3 separate regions of the Homo sapiens genome follow, and all the other regions are linked to region 1. Evidence: chromatin loops called from intact Hi-C (ENCODE). Cell type or tissue: GM12878. All regions are shown on one strand. Each heading gives the region's core, and the rest is flanking DNA. Links, peaks and the distances in the headings are about the cores only.

Evidence for each region. A loop is a pair of places that touch in the nucleus more often than their neighbours do. Peaks named below come from ENCODE experiments on the same cell type or tissue, not always from the same donor. Only the 100,000 strongest peaks of a DNase experiment are listed, where the experiment ranks them.
Region 2: it touches region 1 in a loop (14-fold over the local background); 9 of 110 quality-filtered maps call a loop at or near these places.
Region 3: it touches region 1 in a loop (7-fold over the local background); 18 of 110 quality-filtered maps call a loop at or near these places.

What each region holds. Positions count from the first base shown.
Region 1 is chr1:236,100,388-236,107,363 of GRCh38, reverse strand. No RefSeq gene overlaps it. Among named protein-coding and RNA genes, the nearest start is that of GPR137B, 39 kb to the left of the region's middle. In GM12878, for the core only: a CTCF peak has its summit at 3,547 (motif pointing left); no DNase peak of the experiment used is centred there.
Region 2 is chr1:237,120,905-237,127,880 of GRCh38, reverse strand. All of the region lies in intron 1 of RYR2 (ryanodine receptor 2), which reads right to left. It also overlaps the pseudogene RN7SKP195. Among named protein-coding and RNA genes, the nearest start is that of RYR2, 82 kb to the right of the region's middle. In GM12878, for the core only: a CTCF peak has its summit at 2,815 (motif pointing right); no DNase peak of the experiment used is centred there.
Region 3 is chr1:237,558,825-237,565,800 of GRCh38, reverse strand. All of the region lies in intron 27 of RYR2 (ryanodine receptor 2), which reads right to left. Among named protein-coding and RNA genes, the nearest start is that of MIR4428, 91 kb to the right of the region's middle. In GM12878, for the core only: a CTCF peak has its summit at 3,382 (motif pointing right); a DNase peak (open chromatin) is centred at 3,350.

The DNA.
Region 1 (6,976 bases), core at 1,428-6,427:
GGAATCATGGCTTGGAGGCATTGTGATTCACCCTTGCAAATTTCTGAGAAATTAGTCGGTAGAGAGCAGAAAGCAAACGTGAGAAGATATAATTAAAGAGGCCAGATAGGGATAAAGGGCTTATTTACATCAAGAGTCTTTCAAAGAAAAGAGAAACCAAGCAGTCAGTTGAATGTTAAAAAAAAAAAAAAAAATTAGAAACAAGGCAAAGACAAATGACCATACCAGAGGAAGCAGATACATCAAAAAGTCAGAAAGATAATGAAAGATGAGAATCTCATTGTAGAGTATACAGGTTTAGATTAATTATCAAAAGCTCCGCACACACATTTGGAGAGAAAAAAGAGAATGCAAATTCAGAGAAAACTCAAAGTCCTCAGTTATTTCCTTCCCATCTCCCTCAGCCTCAGTTTCCCCATCTTATGAAACCAGATGACCTGTAAGGCTCCTTTCATATCCATATTTGTAATTCTACAAAATAAATAGCTGCATGAAGATCTTTTACTTCTCAGTTTTTATCTCCAAAATTTCGTAGCCAATTTTTGTAGAGAAAATAAAAATTACATATGAGCAAGAAAGGCTAATTAAAATAATCTTACCACCTAGAGATAGCCACTGTGAATATCTTTATGTATATTCTTCCCTATTCATATAGGCATACATAGAAATAATTTTGTATAAATTTTATTATGGCCTTTTTTTTTTTTTTTGAGATGGAGTCTCGCTCTGTCGCCCAGGCTGGAGTGCAGTAGCGCCATCTCGGGTCACTGCAGGCTCCGCCCCCCGGGTTCACGCCATTCTCCTGCCTCAGCCAAATATTGCAAGGATGTTTTCTTGTCTTGGTTTCCTTTCCACACCATTGTCTGTGACCGCTGCCAGGTATTTTAGTCTAATGAAAGTATCGGTATAATATTAGTTGCAGTGAAAATGTGTGTCCAGATTGGAAAAGATGAAGAAAGCTGAGAAAAACAACATTTTTCCTTGCATGATGCCTTCTACTTTACAAAAGACTTGTATAAAAGCTTTGTATGGGAGGCCGAGGCGGGCGGGTCACGAGGTCAGGAGATCGAGACCACGGTGAAACCCCGTCTCTACTAAAAATGCAAAAAAAATTAGCCGGGCGTGGTGGTGGGCGCCCGTAGTCCCAGCTAGCTACTCGGGAGGCTGACGCAGGAGAATGGCATGAACCCAGGAGGCGGAGCTTGCAGTGAGCCGAGATTGCGCCAGTGCACTCCACCCAGCCTGGGTGACAGAGCAAGACTCCATCTCAAAAAAAAAAAACCAAAAAAAAAAAACAACTTTGTAATCAGCCGGGTGCAGTGGCTCACACCTGTAATCCCAGCACTTTGCGAGGCCCAGGCAGGCGGATCATTTGAGGTCAGGAGTTGGAGACCAGCCTGGCCAACACGGCGAAACCCCATCTCTACTAAAACTACAAAAATTAGCTGGGTGTGGTGATGCATGCCTGTAGTCCCAGCTACTTGGGAGGCTGAGGCAGGAGAATCACTTGAACCCTGGAGACAGAGGTTGCAGTGAGCCAAGATCACGCCTCTGCATTCCAGCCTGGGCGACAGAGTGAGACTCCATCTCAAAAAAAAAAAAAAAAAAAAAAAAAGCTTTGTAATCTACAAAGTGTTTTTACATCTTCTCTTAAGACTGCCCAACTAGCAGCGTCTAGCATATGGGTAGTGTCAATAAGTGTTATTAAATAAATGGGAAATCAAACAAATATGCATTATCATATGTATCCTTATGAAACTGGGATTTGGTAGGCCTCATTCTCATAATTTTATGAATGTTTTAAAGCTGCATCTATTACCTTGATAAAATCCATTATAATTTACATAGTATCCACACAGACCGATCTCATTTAAGCCTCCCAGCCACTCTGTAACTAACTAGGGTAGATAGCATCAGTCTCATTAAAGAGAGGCAGAGGCTGAGGTGGAGATAATCAGGGTCAGATAGTCAATCAGCGGAAGAGCTTGACCTTAGACTCAAACCCATGACACTTTCAACTGCTTCCCGACTGTGACCAAATGTCCCGCCCCACCTTTATTTAAGCAGTTTGTGCTATAGTGAGGCAGAGTCACCAGCATGCAGGTAAATGTTTAAAGTTCAGCTCTGGGGGAGTGGAGGGAGCCCTGATTTGTGGAGTTCGCTGATTTCTCTGGTGTGAATACTGCCACATGGCGGATTTGAAACTACTGACACAACGTCATGGTGTCATTGTGTAGAGACGTGCACAATCAGCTCAAAGGTGCTAGCTGGCTCCAACGCATCCCTGGGTGGAATGAACTTTCTTTCCACCTGATCGTTAATTCCTGGAGGCCAGGAACCACATCTCTTTGCAGTTTTCACTGTGCTATGCACACAGACGGCAGTGCATCAGCGTTCGGGCTCAACATCAGGGTTCAGCCTGGGTTTCCCATTCTCTGGTTTCCTCACCTGCCAGCCCTCTTCCCCTGGACCTGGGGAAGTACTTGGAGACAATCCTGCCCCCTTTACCATTTCCCTTTCCTTCCTCTCCATTCATGTCCCGGTCACAGCCTGAGGCAGAGTCATGGGCCCAGTGCAAGAAGAAAGGCCATGGGAACCTTAGGATCTCGTGGGGTTTTGTTTGTTTGGCTTTTTGTTTGTTTGTTTGTTGAGACAGGGTCTTACTCTATTGCCCAGGCTGGAATGCAGTGGCATAATCACAGCTCACTGCAGCTTTGACCTCTACGGCTCAAGCACACCACTATGTCTGGCTAATTTTTTTAATTTAAAATTTTGTTCTAGAGACAAGGCCTCGCCATGTTGCCCAGGCTGTTGGATCTCATGCTTTGTGGTGTTTTTTGTTTGTTTGTTTTTGAGATGGAGGCTCGCTCTGTCGCCCAGGCTGGAGTGATCCAGCAAGCTCACTGCAAGCTCCACCTCCCGGGTTCAGGCCATTCTCCTGCCTCAGCCTCCCGAGTAGCTGGGACTACAGGCGCCTGCAACCACGCCCGGCTAATTTTTTGTATTTTTAGTAGAGACGAGGTTTCACCGTGTTAGCCAGGACGATCTCGATCTCCTGACCTCGTGATCAGCCCGCCTCGGCCTCCCAAAGTGTTGGAATTACAGGCGTGAGCCACCGCGCCAGGCCGCTTTGTGGTCTTTTAAGACCAAGCTTAGAGTCTTCTTCCTGTCCTGGAGTTCCGGCACTCACCTTCTCAAGAAGCTTGGGCAGCTGCTTCCATGGGGGCCAGTGGGAGGAAGAGAGGGAGCAGATGGGAGACGGCTCTGACCCTCAGTACCGCAGGGCCGTTGCTTCAAAACTGAACTGGCACAAAACCCATCAACTGTTTGGAAACCAGGATTCCTGGCTTCTGGTTTTACTGCCCAGGGCTACAACTCTTGGGGCTATTTTTCTTGCCAGACATCTTACTGGGATTTTCTGCTGTGGAGAGCACCTCGTGCTGGTCTGCGCTGATAAAGAAATGTCATTTTCTGGAGGGTTGGTTGATGTGCGGATCTTGAAACAACGAAGAGCGCGCAGGGAGGCGGAGAAAAGACAGACTTTGGCGCCATCTACTGGAAACTTCTGTTTCTGCATGATGTGGATGAATTGGATAAAACTGACAAAATGGAAATTGTATGTATATTCTGTTCTTTGATACATGATTGATGTCGAAAATCTCTTATAAGAAGAAATATAGAAAACATATATTTAATGAATCATGAGTTAAATTCTAACTTCTCCTCTACTAAAACTTCTATCAAATCTGCTGTCAGGCAAAAATGGTTGAATTTTCATTCTACTCCAACCCACCCTCCCTTACAAATACTGTGCTAATATTCAGCAACATAGCAAGGACTAGAGAAGGGACAACAGCCAAAACAAAGGCTGCGCAAGTCCACTGGCCTGAAAATCAAGTCCAGAGAAAAGGGAAAGTGATTCTACCTGCAAACCAACCCAGCCCCTTGTCTGAGGAGGGGGTGGACAGGTACCTCCAGCAACTTCTAAAATCAAGTGACCACAGCAAAACGGAAACAAGAAAAGATGCACCAGCTGCAGTCACCGCCGAGCCCCTGCTTAGCGGCAGCTTTGCTGGAGAGTGTCTCCCTTTTGTGGGGTGGGGCCAGAGCCTCAGACACCTGGTGTTGGGGGCAGATGCCTTCCCTCATTCCAGCTTCACCTTCGGAGGCTGATCTACAAAGGCCAAGCCCCAGGCCGCTGGGCTTCATTTCCACACCAAAGAGCAGAGTCAGCCATGCCTCAGGCTGCTTTCTCTCTGCCACGTTTAAGTTTTAGTTCATTCAAATCCATCTTCAGCAACTTAATTGCCGTACAGTATTTCAGCACACTGAAAAATAACCTTTTCTCACACCGAAAGCACTAGACCTGTTTTTTCAGTGCTGTGATTTGTTGTCTGATATCATTCAGAGCTTTTCAAAAGCTGCCGCCGCTATCATCTTGCAACGGCCTGTGAAGTGGGTGGGAAGGTGCTGCTCCTAGTGCCAAGAGGGGAAACTGAGGCCCCTAGAAGGCTGAGCGCGTCCCGTCACCGCGCACGGCCCCTCCAGTGCCTCAGCCAGGTTCTCAGCCTCTCTGTGATGACTTGCAGACCAGGGAGGTTGACCTCATGTGGAGTTCCGGGTGGGGCCACCCTCACCAAAGCCTGCAGGGAGCTGCTGTCCCACCCACCCACCCCAGGCTGCCGGGGCAGGTGTTTCTGGGGCTGAAAGCAGAAATGTAGGGGAGAGAAAACACCCCCAAGGACTCTGTGGAGAACACTGAGCTGGGGGGTGGGTTGATACGAGTTCACCAGTTATATACATTTTAAACAGAGACGGGGCTTCGCTATGTTGACCAGGCTGGTCTCGAACTCCTGGGCTTAAGGAATCCTCGTATCTTGGCCTCCCAAAGTGCTGGGATTACAGGTGTGAGCCACCGTGCCCAGCCTTCACCAGCTATTTGTTGAGCACCTACTGTGTGCTGGTGGCTTCGGGAAGACAACGACAGACCGGACGCTGTGTTGTCCTCAGGAGACGTCCAGTTAGAAGGAGCAGAGACAATGGTACAAATAACTACCATGCAAGCAGGAAATGGCCACTGTGCAAGATGGGCTGTGCTAGAAGACCTCAGAGCAGGAGCGGCCCTTCCACAGGCGGGAGGGACAGGGGAGTGCTTGGGGGGCCTTTAATGGGCCTCCGAATGGGAGAGTAGGTGTGAAAATGGTTTGGGATCAGATAAATTCTGTGCCCACACACTCATGCACACTCATGCACACTCACACTCCCCACACTCACCCACGCATACACATACACCCACATAACACACATGCACAGCCACATTCACACACACAACACCCACATAACACTCTCACACACACTCAGACCCCACACACACACTCACATAGCACTCACACACACCACACACTCATGGACACTCACACTGACACAACACTCACCACACTCACCCACGCATACACATACACCCACATAACACTCACCCACATGCACATCCACATTCACGCACACAACACCCACAAACACCCACATAACACTCACACATACACTCACACCACACACACACCCACGTAACACTCACCCACATGCACATCCACATTCACACACGCAACACCCACAGACACCCACATAACACTCTCACACAAACACACTCACACCACACACATAGCACTCACACACTCATGCACACTCACACCCACATAACACAACACTCACCCACACTCACCCACGCGTACACATACTCACCCCCACATAACACTCACCCACATACACGGCCACCTTCACACATACAACACCCACAAACACACCTACATAACACACAAACACACACACCACACACTCACATAGCACTCACACACTCACACCCACACAACACTCCCATGTACCCACATGACACTCTGACACATATACTCACACACACCCACAGAATTACATTTACATACACATGCACACACGTACACATACACACAACACCCACACACACACATGCATACAAAGACACCATGTACACACACACATGCATACAGAGACACCCACATGACACTCAAATTCACACACACACATTCATGCACTCACCCACCTCCACATTCACACACACACTCATACTCACACTTGCACATACAGGAACAGAGGCACATCCTGAATCCCCCTCCACACCTCAGGCTTCCCAGGGCGGCCTCAGGGGCCCGGTCTCTAGCCCAAATGCCAGAAGGTGTTACTGGTGAGATCCGCTGAAGAGCAGGCCACGTGTGTACTGATGATGCTGAGACTGGCGAAGGTTTTCTCTGAAGCAAGATGAAAGAGGAGCGTTCCTTCCCACCTTGCCATCTTCTAGACTTGATTTCAGCCTTGCCGGGCCCAGGGCTGTGGGAAGCGCGGGGCCGCGCGGTGTCGCTGGCTTGGGCCAATGTGGCTGCTTTGCCAGGTTTCTAGAACCAAAAATGTTGGGGTGAATTACGGGCCTGGGAGCTACTTCTGTGTTTTCTGGGGACTCCCAGCCCTCCCAGAGGTGGGACGGTGGTCACCAAAATTGTTCAGTGGTGGAGTGTTTTGGGTTTTGTTTTGTTTTTAGGGTGTGTGGCGGTCAAAGATGGAGCAGAGTGGTGCAAAAGGCTCAAGCTCTGGAATCAAACAGATCCCAGTCTCAGTCCAGCTCTCCACCAGCTCTGCCCCCTCGAGCCAGCTCTCTGCACCCCACTTCCTCATCCATAAAATGCTGTTGATAATAGTACCTGCCTCATGTAGTAGGTGTATCAAAGGAAACTGCTGGGGATTCGTATGCTGTCTAGCACACTGGATGTACTCAATGCATATGAGCAATACTATTACTATCGTTAGGCACGAGGGAAAGAGGGAAGGAAGTCGAAGAAGACTCGGGTTTTAGACAGAGCGAGTCGGGGAAAGGTGGTGTCTTGGGCTGGATGAGGAACCCAGGCGTGCAAGTGCATTTGGGAAACCTGTGAATTCCAGTTTTGGAAGTGCT
Region 2 (6,976 bases), core at 907-5,906, 1.0 Mb before region 1:
TCCGCCCGGCCGCCATCCCACCTAGGAAGTGAGGAGCACCTCTGCCCAGCCGCCATCCTATCTAGGAAGTGAGGAGCGTCTCTGCCCGGCCGCCCATTGTCTGGGATGTGAGGAGCGCCTCTGCCCCGCCGCCCCGTCTGGGATGTGAGGAGCACCTCTGCCCGGCCGCGACCCCGTCTGGGAGGTGAGGAGCATCTCTGCCCGGCCGCCCCGTCTGAGAAGTGAGGAGACCCTCCGCCCGGCAGCCGCCCCGTCTGGGAAGTGAGGAGCGTCTCCGCCCGGCAGCCACCCCGTCCGGGAGGGAGGTGGGGGGGGTCAGCCCCCCGCCAGGCCAGCCGCCCCGTCCGGGAGGGAGGTGGGGGCATCAGCCCCCCGCCCGGCCAGCCGCCCCGTCCGGGAAGGAGGTGGGGGGGTCAGCCCCCTGCCCGGCCAGCCGCCCCCTTCTGGGAGGGAGGTGGGGGGGTCAGCCCCCCGCCCGGCCAGCCGCCCCGTCCGGGAGGTGAGGGGCGCCTCTGCCCAGCCGCCCCTACTGGGAAGTGAGGAGCCCCTCTGCCCGGCCACCACCCTGTCTGGGAGGTGTACCCAACAGCTCATTGAGAACGGGCCAGGATGACAATGGCGGCTTTGTGGAATAGAAAGGCGGGAAAGGTGGGGAAAAGATTGAGAAATCGGATGGTTGCCCTGTCTGTGTAGAAAGAAGTAGACATGGGAGACTTTTCATTTTGTTCTGTACTAAGAAAAATTCTTCTGCCTTGGGATCCTGTTGATCTGTGACCTTACCCCCAACCCTGTGCTCTCTGAAACATGTGCTGTGTCCACTCAGGGTTAAATGGATTAAGGGCGGTGCAAGATGTGCTTTGTTAAGCAGATGCTTGAAGGCAGCATGCTCGTTAAGAGTCATCACCACTCCCTAATCTCAAGTACCCAGGGACACAAACACTGCGGAAGGCCACAGGGTCCTCTGCCTAGGAAAACCAGAGACCTTTGTTCACTTGTTTATCTGCTGACCTTCCCTCCACTATTGTCCTATGACCCTGCCAAATCCCCCTCTGTGAGAAACACCCAAGAATTATCAATAAAAAATAAATTTAAAAAAATAAATAAATAAAAAAAATAAAATAAAAATTCTTTCCATAAGTCTTTACACAGGTACATGTTCAGATCCTTCAAGGAGCTGACTCCAAGACAGAATTAGAACTGCCAGTGGTTTTCTGGGAGAAATACCTAGGAAGGATGAAGGGAAAAAGGAGGAGTAGGCATAGACAACCTTCAGACCCAGATGGAGGTCTGACACCTGTGGAAGAAAGAGGGAAGGAAGGAGGATTATGGAGAAGGAGCCTCAGACTGCAGTGGAGCTCTGAGAAAGCCTTGGCCAGGCTGATGGGGTAGGAGGGAGGGAGATAAAAGGTTGCCCATCAGAAGAGTCCCAAGAGGGGCATGGAGGGCTCAGCTCCAGCTCCCCTCACCATGCCCAGTCATCAGCTGGGGGCAGCCCCAGTAGACGGTAGGTTTGGCATGACCTCCATAGCTGAAGACTGTCACCAATTACTCTCATAGCAAGTTCCCTGGAAGGACAGCTGAGTGGCACACCTCCATGGCCACCACAGGGTTTTCTGCCAACTATTCAATTTTTTTTTTTTTTTTGAGACAGAGTCTTACTCTGTGGCCAAGGCTGGAGTACAGTGGCATGATCTCGGCTCACTGCAACCTCTGCCTCCCTGGTTCAAGCGATTCTCCTGCGTCAGCCTCCCGAGTAGCTGGGATTACAGGCGCCCGCCACCATGCCTGGCTAATTCTTGTATTTTTAGTAGAGACAGGGTTTTGCCATGTTGGCCAGGGTGGTCTCAAACTCCTGACCTCAGGTGATCCGCCCGCCTCGGCCTCCCAAAGTGTTGGGATTATAGGCGTGAGCCACTGTGCCCGGCCTCAGTTTTGTACATTAGAGATAGTGGCACTTTAAAAACGGATATTTTCATTTATTAAGTAACAAAGGTCTCTTCTTGCCACATGTCTTTGCCAACACTTACTCAGTTTTGTACATTACAGAAAGTGACATTTTGAAAATGGATATTTTCATTTATAAGTAACAAGGTCTCTTCCTGCCCATGCTTAAATAAAACCAAAATAGGCACGAAAGGAAAAAGTAATACTTATTTTATGATACATGTTTGTTTTTTACAAAGAACTTTAATTTGAAAAACTGTCTACACTGATTTTTTCATTCAGTTTAATATTTAGAACGCATTTGAGGAACTTAGCACAAAAACAATGACGTTAATATTTTTATGTAATTCCTTAAACTTTCTGGTTTTGGTCTTCAATTAAATTTTCATCTCTCCAAAATGAAGGCATCCTTATAATAGTAAAGTATGTTAAAGCGTTTACTCAACTACTGCAATTTCAGTGTTAAAAGAATGAAGCAGTAAGGATCTATAAGTCTGCTTTTTTTTTTTTTTTAGCAAAACAGCTTTTGTTAAGTCATCCCTTTGCTTAGTTCTTTCCCCTCTGTGGATGAGAGTCACAGGCAGCACACCAAACTCACACGGCTCAGCAGATCTGAATCCCTAACAAAATCAGAACTGCCAAAGGACTCCCTATAAACCCTCCCAACCCACCGAACCTCCGAGGCCTGGGCGTGGCGACCTTAAAAATACCTTCTCCACAGTGACCAAGTAAGCACAGTGCAACTAAGATATCCACCAGTTTCGTATCTTACAGATACTTCTCGGCTCTTTATTCAAAACTCATTGTTACCCTCTTTCTGGCAACCACCAAGCATTTCTATCTGCAAAATGCACGTGTTAACTCTGCAGCCAGTAGAGGGAGACATTACTGCCTATGAATTAGTTTCTACCAGTTTTCGCTCAGTCTCAGCCTTCAAAACGGCTGGTGGTCTCAAAGTTGAAAATCTCCAGGTTGCAGATTCCTTTATTTCTCTTTTAAAAACTCACCTGCTGCATGAATAGCAGTCATTGTCATAAGTCAACATATGTGTGATTCCCAAAATTAGAACCATCAGAAAGTAGAATTGGCTTGCCAGGGGGAAAAGGTGGGGAGATGGGATGGGGGTGGTCAGGCACAGCAATGCCCCCCGCGCCCCCCACCAAAAAAAAGGGCCCACATCATAATTTCTAGACCCTGTGAATGTTACCTTCCCTGTCAAGGGAGGGTTAAGGTTGCAGATAGAAGAAGCAGAAGACTTGTGGGTCAGCGTGATAGGATGTGAGAAAGACTCTACTAGCCATTGCTGGTCTTGAAGATGGAATGGCATGACCTCCATAGCTGGCCCCGGAATGCTAACAACCTCTAGGAACTGAAAAAGGCATGAAAACGGATTCTCTCCTAGAACCTTCAGAAAGAAATGTAGTTCTGCCAACACCTTGATTTTAGCCCACTGAGACCCTTTACAGACCTCTCAACTACAAAACTGTAAGATAATGTATTTGTGTTGCTTTCAGCCATGAAATATGTGTTAATGTATTATAGCAACAATAAAAAACTAACACAGTGGGCTCTCTGTTTCTGAAGGTAATCAAGCAGATACCGAATGGTCAACTGTGAAACTACTACAGAAGGGACCCCCGCACTCGGTGAGATGTTAGAATAGATGACCTCTACATGTCCTTCCTACACTAAGAGTCTATAAGCAACAATTCTTTTCCCTAATTCCTGGACATGTGATGGCTGACAGGCTTTGGGCAAATCATTGCAAAATGATCCATAAGCCAATGGCAAGATGCCAGCTTTTTTCATAATTATGACACTCACCGTAACCCTGTTCTCCAGCTATAAAATAGAAACTCTATCTCAAAGTATTTCACTTGACATCATTTAAAATGATGTAATATGAGATGATAACATAAAACAGTTTCTCCTTGGAAGAAAAGAGACAGCTATAGCATTAAACGTGTATTCAGTCTCTGCCAGAGCATTGCTTTAAAAATAGTGACTGTTGGGAGGCCGAGGCGGGTGGATCATGAGGTCAGGAGATCGAGACCATCCTGGCTAACAAGGTGAAACCCCGTCTCTACTAAAAATACAAAAAATTAGCCGGGCGCGGTGGCGGGCACCTGTAGTCCCAGCTACTCGGGAGGCTGAGGCAGGAGAATGGCGTGAACCCGGGAAGCGGAGCTTGCAGTGAGCCGAGATTGCACCACTGCAGTCCGCAGTCCGGCCTGGGCGACAGAGCGAGACTCCGTCTCAAAAAAAAAAAAAAAAAAAAAAAAAAAATAGTGACTGATAGGATCAAAGGAGAAAGTCTTCATCACTTTTTTGTTGTTATTTTTGTTGTTAAGAGAGAGGGCCCCACTCTGTCACCCAGATTTGAGCGCAGTGGCACAGTCGTAGCTCACTGTAACCTTGAACTCCTAGGCTCAAGTGATCCTCGCACCCCAGCCTCCTAGTAGCTGGGACTACAGACACGCACCACCACATCTAGCTAATTTTCCTATTTTTTTGTAGAGACTAGGTCTTGCTATGTTGCCTGAGCTGGTCTCAAACTCCTAGGCTCAAGTAATCCTCCAGCCTTGGCCTCCCAAAGTGCTGGGATTACAGGTATGAGCCACAGCACTCAGCTCTCATCAGTATTTTTAAATAAAAATAGGATAGAAGCAAATAAAGCAGAATAAATGAGAAAGCATCTTAGGGTAAGTATTGTTTCCTGAGTTTTTTGTTGCAGTTCTGTGTGGAGTATATGATATGTGCATACCCTGGAACACTATGAAAAATGTGGTTCTCACTATGGGCATCATCTCAAAAATTATAAAAGCCACTGTACTAGCAAGGACAGGAGCACATGGTTTAATACAAAACACACGCACACAAATTGCAAGACAGTGTTTAGCAGTTGCATAATACACAATCCACCCCTATAGCCTTTACATTTGCTAACTATATAACTTCAAGAAGATATACATGTCTTTTCATCTCAGAGTCCATGAAAATTTTATTGTAGCCCTTATATACATAAGGTTTTTAATTAAATAAATTTTTCTCAGAGAAAACATGTTAACCTTCAAGGAAATTATTTGAAAAGGTGGTGACACATTTACAAATAGCTTAAGTGTGTCTGCCATCACAAAAAGTAGTACCCTGGAGTACCTAACTAAAAGGAAGTTAGTTAACTGCTTCTCTTATCTTTTACTTAGGATCATAGAGTTTAAGTTTTGTTTGTTTGTTTGTTTGTTTGTTTGTTTGTTTTTGAGACGGTCTTGCTCTGTTGCCCAGGCTGGAGTGCAGTGGCGCGATCTCAGCTCACTGCAATCTCCACCTCCTAGGTTCAAGCGATTCTTGTGCCTCAGCCTCCCAAGTAGCTGGGATTACAGGCGTAGGCCACCACGCCTGGCTGATTGTTCTATTTTTAGTAGAAACGGGGTTTCACCATGTTGGCCAGGCTGGTCTCAAACTCCTGGCCTCAAGTGATCCCCCCGCCTCGACCTCCCAAGGTGCTGGGATTACAGGCATGAGCCACCATGGCTGGCCAGAGTTTGCTAAGTCTTTATTCATCCCATGTAAGCCATCATTTTTCTGCATGTTCCCTTTTAACACTCATCTTTTGCAAAGGAAACATTGTACTTCTGTTAAGTCTGTCCTTACTGAGGAACCCTCTTTTCACTTCAAATCAGCAAGCGGTCGATGTGGAGGGACTTCACCACTGATGTGGCGCATCCCGGTGGGTTGCTTCCCTCTTAACTGGATCATTCCCCTCGGCATCCCCGGCCTCCAACCGCAACCCCAATGTTCTGCTAACTAACATTTAAGTAACTCTACATTTTCCACAAATTTTATAAGCCTATTATCTATGGTCCTTATTCAGGACACTGATAAAAAATGTTGAGCCCAAAACAGGTAAGGCAGGTGTTCCTCAAGGGTGACCTCTACTCTCAAATCACCAACCAGTATTTTCAGGAATCAGCCACTGAGCTAATTGTGTCTCCACATCAATGAACCATCATCCATTGTCTGTTTTCCTGCATTTCACACTTAATTTCCATAAGGATACTAAGAGAGACTTTATCAAATACACCACATCTAAATTTTTATATCCCATATCTACAACATTCCACTAATGCTTCTAGCATAGTGATGCTATTTACAAACCCACGAGGTCACCCGCCATGCCTGCCCCAAGGAACCCATGGTGGCCTCCGTTTCTCACAGAACATATACTTGACTATCAGTCTAGGGTGTCACCTGGGACTGAGATCAGAAACACCAATCTACAGCTACTAGAATTCGGATCTCTGCCTCTATTACATCTCCCTCTTTCTCTACAGCTCCTCAATGGCTAATGACAATGGTCCAGCAATGTCTTCTAATAATTTGGGGAAAATCCTAGGAAATGATTAATCTGGATCAGGAAACCAACTGATTTGGAGTTTACCGTTTCCTAACTTTTCTTGGAAATTATCTTAAAATTCTCTTGCAAATACATTTTTACTGTAAACAGCTTTCTCCTCGATCAAGAAAACAGGAGGTAAAAGGAGTTGAGTGCTCTCTCTTTTTATCTGAATGGAAGAATTTTTTGGAAAGTGCCAGCCACCGTGCTTGGCACTAAGCTGGTAGTCAAAAACACTTGCTTTCTTCCTTTCCCCGTTTCATCAGAAGCCTAAGTAAGGCTTTTTCATTTTTCTCCTTGACCTAAATGTAACTTTAAAAACATGGTGTATGCCGATTTGTCTGCATTTTGCAAACTGCATAAGCCTCACCTCCTTGGATAGTTATCATTTCTGTTGCCACCCTTTCCAGTCAGCACCATACCTTCTAAACACCACCTGAAACCACCTACAGTGGTCTCACTAACTAAAGATGTACACACACACACATGTGCACACACACACACACACACACAGCATTTTAAACCTGTAGTTGGGGGTTCCAGCAGAAGAAGGAAGTTCCTCCCATTTCTTTTCCTGGAGAGCTGCCCTCCTCTGTCGAGGAAGGTCATTCTCTTGGATGCAACCCACAGCCTCAGGAG
Region 3 (6,976 bases), core at 1,008-6,007, 1.5 Mb before region 1:
CGACGATGAGAAGGTAAGTCCTTCTGAAACCACAGAGGAGAGGAATGAGTGTTCATTGAATTGATATCTCAAAGAAGGTGGTCACCCAGCTAACATCTGAGTTAGATGCAGAGGAGGAAATTTCAGACTTGACCAACATCGCACAACTAAAAATGGTGGAACTTGGGAGCTGCTTCATGTTATAGCCCCTCTTCTTCCTACTTTGCCTCCAATAGCTCGCACAGAGTTACTAGTTACTGGTTAAATGCTAGTTTTCAGCCAGGTGTGGTGGCTCACAGCTGTAGTCTCAACACTTTGGAAGGCCAAGGCGGGAGGATCGCGCCCGGGCAACATAGTGGTACCCTGTCTCTACAAAGAGTTTAAAAATTCAGCCAGACATGGTAGTGCATGCCTGTAAGTCCAAGCTTCTCAAGAGGCTGATACAGAAGGATCACTTGAGCCTAGAAGGTCGAGGTTGCAGTGAGCTATGGTCGTTCTACTGCATTCCAGCCTGGGTGATAGAGTGAGATCCTGTCTCAAAACAAAACAAACAAACAAAGAGAAAGAAAGAGAGAGAGAGAAAGAAAGAAAGACAAAAGAAAGAAAGAAAGAAAGAAAGAAAGAAAGAAAGAAAGAAAGAAAGAAAGAAAGAAAGAAAGAAAGAGAAAGAAAGAAAGAAAAAGAAAGAAAGAAAGAAAGAAAGAAAAAGAAAGAAAGAAAAGAAAAGAGAAGAAGGAAGTTCCTATTTGTTTCTCCTTAAGATTTGGGAAAGACTTTATGCATAATAAAAATTTAATAACAGTTCAATCAATGACTTGGTATGATCAAATTAGAACTATAAAAATAATCTATATAAGCACTAAAGGTTGCCAATAAACATACAGCTAGGTCATATGTAACAATTTAAAATGAGATGAAGTAAAGCAGTGGAGACACCATGGCTGTAGCATGAGATGGCTCCCTATCACATGGGCTTAATTAATGAAACGATCAATAACTGCTTTTTTGATAATGGTGGTAGTGCTTACTGAATGTAGAACTAACTGAATCTGCTGGCTAACCCTTCAGAAACTAGCTTAAGTCTCTGAATCAGAGAAACATTTCTATGGTTAAGGGTAAATTCTCATGCCTATTACTTGGTAAGTAAATATATTTTGAAAAATAGGATCGTAAACGTTGTTTTGAGAGAAAAAAATTCTATCAGATTTTATGATATTTAAAGGTAGTTTGTGCTATTAAGAAACTAGTTCTTGGCGGGTCGCGGTGGCTCACACCTGTTATCCCAACACTGTGGGAGGCTGAGGCAGGCAAATCACTTGAGGTCAGGAATTCGAGACCAGTCTGGCCAACATGGTGAAATCCCATCTCTACAAAAAATACAAAAATCATCAGGGCCTGGTGGCATATGCCTGTAATCCCAGCTACTTGGGAGGCTGAGCAGGAGAACTGCTTGAGCCCGGGAAGCAGAGGATGCAGTGAGCCGATACCATGCCACTACACTCTAGCCTGGGCAACAGAGCAAGACTCTGTGTTTAAAAAAAGAAAGAAAGAAAGAAACTCGTTCTCAGTGCTGCAATACTAAACAAACAGGAAAGTCAAATTTTTACTCAGAGTTAGTATTTCCTCAAAAAACAGATTACCGATAAATTGTTTCCTTAAAACATGCCTGTAATCTTCCCTAAATGAATCTAAGAGATAAATATGAGCTATAAATTACACAAAAATTTGGAGATTATTTTCAGGGAAGAAAAAATGATCAGGTAGTTATCCTTATTTTTAATTATGTTGATATTTGCAAATAAAATATTACATTACATTCTAGTATGCATTAATAGATGTAACTCCTAATTTTCTAAATATAGAATTAGTATATACTATAGTCATTATATACCATGAAAACTATACTACAGTTTTTTTGGAAAACTAAACTACTGAAAAATACCAGGTTCTCTTTTCTGTGTTTGGTTTCTAATATATCAAGACTTCACAAATATGTATAGTGCACTCAAGTAATGCAAACTAATTTTAATATTAGCACAAATCAAATATTTTAGAAGGCAAATTCGGTATAAAAATGTAATAATTTCCCCAAAAGCCCCCTACACAATTCTCTTGGAATTAAAACATACCACTAATCCCCTTTATTACTATAGGGAATGAAAATAGGGGGTACTACATGGAGAATATATTGCAGTAGAAACAATGCAGAGTTTCTGAGTCCTAATATTCTTCTTCCTGGCCCTAATGCTATGCTATTCTTATGCTCATTGATGATACTTAACCTGAATTTGAAACAAACATGTGGTTCACAGATACTATCATGCAAGGGACTTCACAAAAAAAAAAGGACTCTTCTTTTTCTTTTTTAATCTCTGTGGATTTTCCTATTTGTTTGTGTTTTTTTTTTTTTGAGATGGAGTTTTGCTCTTGTTGCCCAGGCTGGAGTGCGATGGCACCATCTCAGCTCATTGCAACTTCCGCCTCCTGGGTTCAAGCAATTCCCCTGCCTCGGCTTCCTGAGTAGCTGGGGTTACAGGCATGTGCCACCATCCAAGCCCAGCTAATTTTTTTGTATTTTCAGTAGAGACGGGGTTTCACCATTGTCACGCTGGTCTCGAACTTCGAGCCTCAGGTGATCCACCAGCCTCAGCCTCCCAAAGTGCTGGGATTACAGGTGTGAGCCACTGTGCCCTGCCCCATAGTATATATTTATTAAGTTAGTTTAGGGTAGTTTGCAACTACGTTTTAAAGAAGCAACAGTTCAACATTATACCTCTTGCTAAAATACTAATACAAAGTGAAATCTGGGTTTGTAGGAGTTTTTTAAAAAGATCCAAGCAATCCGTAACAAACTTATTTTGCATACCTTGTAGTATCAAGCACCTGAGCCACAAAGTAAGTGCTCCATATATACCTGCCAAACTGTATCTAGAAACGAAGACTCTTCCGGGCTCCGGATATAGCAGCCCAGACAAATAGCTAATGGGTAGCATCCTGTCAAAGGCACAGAACTCTCCCCCGAACATCCTTATGCTTTGCTCGATTTTAAACACGATATATTTATGTGTTTGATAGGCAATTATAACTCATGTAAGTATGTTATATAAGTGATTTTTATACTGTTATAATGAATATAATAATAATGGACATTTAAAAATGAATAGTTGGGAGACATATTCCTGTCATACATTATCAAGTCTGTTGGTATTCAAAGCAGAAACAATTCAGGAATTATATTATTAATGAACTACCTCAAGATTAAGGCCAAGGACTGAGCAAAGACTGTGCTCCCCGTACCTCCCAGGCATGACACACCACCAATCACCTAACTAGGGCCTAAAAAGGCCTAAAGTAACCATACACTCTGCTCTCCAAACAATATAGCTAAGAAAATATATGCCACTAGAGGGCAGTCAAGATCTAACTATACATTAAAATCTTAAGTTACAAGAAGCTATAAGGAAAAGCTAAAATTTTATACATATCTAGAATCTTTTAGGTCTAATGATAATACTTTTTAAAATTATTGGTATTAATCAGCCATCCTTTCAACCTTCTGGTATTATTTTGGATAAAACAATTCAAATCTTGATTAAACCTTGTAGTAAATAAGAATAAATTCCATTTTCAAATGCTTTAAAATATTATTGACAACAGTACTCCAAAGATACTACAACTCAAATACAGAGTTCATGTTTTATCTGGAATATGTAAGCATTCTCCTAAGAGAAAATAAATTATAATTCTGATTAATTACATAAGGCTTGATTCAATTTTATTAAACTTTTTATGCCCTTGACTTTTTTTTAAATGTCAGCAACAGCAGTATAGACTATTATAAATGAATGTTTTGAATCTCCTCTTAGTGATAATCAGACTGATTTTGCTTTATGCTATAAAATCTCTCAACATCTATCTTTTAATTTTTATTCCCACCATCCTTGTTCAAAAAAACAATTTTTCTAAAGCCTCCCAACTGGTCTACCTCCAAGCACTGCCCCCTCCAATCTGTCCCTTCCCACTGTTGCCGTAGTTATATTGCTATTGTAAACTGTGATCACACATCAAGCTCTTGCTTTAAAACTTCCTGGGGCTGGTACTCCTTATACAAATTTATCCACATTTCTTAGCTGAGTTTGCAAGATATTCCATATTTTGCCCTAATCTTTCTACCTTCATCTATGTCTGTTCTCTCTGCCCATCTGTACCCTATATTTTATCCTAAGTGGACCATCTACCCTTCCTCAACTCTTTCTACACTTAATCACATCAGATGTACTTTCTTTCTAGTAGCGATGGCCTTTCTGACACTAATCTCTACTTGTTGAAATTTTGATCCTTTCAACATCTAATTCTGAAGACATTTTCTCCCTTTACTGATTCCTGATCCTTTCAACATCTAACTCTGAAGATATTTCTCCCTTTACTGATTCCTCCCATTGGAAAATTAATCTTTCTTCTTATGTCTTTTCCATACAGATCACTTGCATCCCTACTATGAAGCATGCTGTTATATCCTGGCACATAGTAAACACTAAACATAATCTCAGCTTCTACTGTAGAATATGCCACTCTATTCTCATTGCTCACTGTTCACATAACTTCGGTAAAATCAAACCTTGTCAAACAACTGTCAGTGGCTCTATCTCTAAATTCTTAAAATACAGAGATTGTGTGATCACCATTTTTTCTCCCTGTTTTCTCATTTTCTTATACACTCACTCTTCAAACTCATTAGATTCCTTCATTCTTCCCTTCCCTATATAACTTTCCATACTTTCTTGCCCTTATTAGCTTTTCCCCTACTTGCTCTCTTAACCCCAATTACTGTCCAATTTCACTACCTTCACTCTCAACATCTATACCTGCTCTGCTGAGTTCGCCAGAAAACACATGCACCGAACAGATTGGCACCACTAACTCAGAGTCTCTAACCTCAACGGGACCATCAATGTTTCTCCACAATGTTTTTATCTGTTTGCAGTCTGCTCTCTGTTCCATCCCACAAAACAGCAATTTTTAATCTTTATTGCTGAGTGACATCAGTAGAAATGGTAGAGAAAGAATCTCCAAAAATCCTCTTCTCCACAGAATTAATGAGAACACTGGCAAAAAACTATGCAAATGAAATTTTTCATAGCTCTGGAAATTAACTAAAGGCTGGCAAAAGCCAGGGAGTGTTTATTTGATAAAAATGTCCAAATGTTGGTAAGAACAGCAAACTAGTGATGTTTTAATTTGCTCCTGCTGCATCACCCTCTCTCTAATTCCACAGCATATTGAAAACCAAAGGACCCTCAATCATAGTGAAAATCAGCCACCCATAAGCCCTTGTAGTGGGCAGAACAGAGCTGGAGTTCCTCCAAAGCCCAGTTCCCAGATAACTGTCATTATGTTCCCTTTTCTGGAAAATTCCATCGGTAAGACTTGTCTTTATTCCACTTGACTTAGAGCTTGCCCAGTGCAAATAGTTGTTTCTCCAAGGACATTTGTTGAAAATCATCTGAGGCAATTTGTTAGCCTTGCAGCTTTGTGAGGCAGCAATAACAGCTGAGGCAAACAGCAACTGACCAAAAAGTTTGAAAGGAAAAGCTGGGGAGTGAAATATCCATAGTGGGATGTGAGAAGCTCCAACATATTCCTGGGACTCTAGAAGGCCATGCTCATGCCCAGGGCTGTGCATGTATTCAGGAAAAACCTGAGAAAGCTTACACCTCTGAAAGACCTTGAGGCTCTGCACATGCAGTAAGAGAAGGCTAATGTGAAATTATAAATTGCCTGGTTGAGTGTTGAAGGCATGTGCCAATATGCTCACATTACATTGCCTCTCCTTTGGTAAAGACTGGGAGACTTATCAGTCCTAGGCATTTAAAGAAGTCTCTGTCCTACCATCAGCTGACCATGAAGCTAATGAAACTGAGACTTCAGTGGCCACACATGACAGGCAACACAGTCTCTACTAAACTAGTTTAGAAAAATTACCAAGAAAGCAAACAACAATGACAATAAGCACAACAACAAAATCTGAAATAGGGGCGAATACAGAGTTACCAAATTACATTACTTTAAATGTTCAATTTTTCACAAAAATTGTGAGACATGCAAAAAGACAAGACAGTATGTCCCATACATAAAGGGGTAAAAAGCAGTCAATAGAAATTATTCCTCAGGAGGCCGAGATGTTGGGCTTATTAGACAAAGACTTTAAGTTAGGTATTTTAAATCTGTTCAAAGAACTAAATAAAACCATGTGTAATGAACTAAATAAAAGTATGAGGCTGGGCACAGCGTCTCATGCCTGTAATCCTAGCACTTTGGGAGGCCGAGGCAGGTGGATCACCTGAGGTCAGGAGTTCGAGACCAGCCTGATCAACACAGTGAAACCCCATATCTACTAAAAATACAAAATTAGCCAGGCATGGTGGTGGTCCAACTCTGTTCTGCCCACTCCAGCGGCTTGTGGGTGGCTGATTTTCACTATGATTGAGGGGCCGTTGGTTTTCAATATGCCATAGAATTAGAGAGAGGGTGATGGGGCAGGAGCAAGTTAAAACATCACTAGTTGCTGTTCTTAGCAACATTTGGACATTTTAATCAAATAAACACTCCCTGGATTTTGGCCAGCCTTTAGTTAATTTCCAGAACTATGAAAAATTTGATTTGCATAATTTTTTGCCAGTATTCTTATTATCCCAGCTACTTGGGAGGCTGAGGCAGGACAGTCACTTGAACCTGGGAGGTGAAGGTTGCAGTGAGCCGAGATCACGCCATTGCACTCCAGCCTGGGCAACAAGAGCAAAACTCCATCTCAAAAAAAAAAAAAAGTACAAAAATGATGCTTCACCAAATAGTGAATATCAATAAAGAGGTAAATTATAAAAAAGAATAAAAATTTCTGGAGTTGATAAGCACAGTACCTGAAATTAAACATACATCAGAGGGCTCAACAACAGATTTGCACTGACAAGAATCAATGAACTTGAAGATAAGTCCGTTA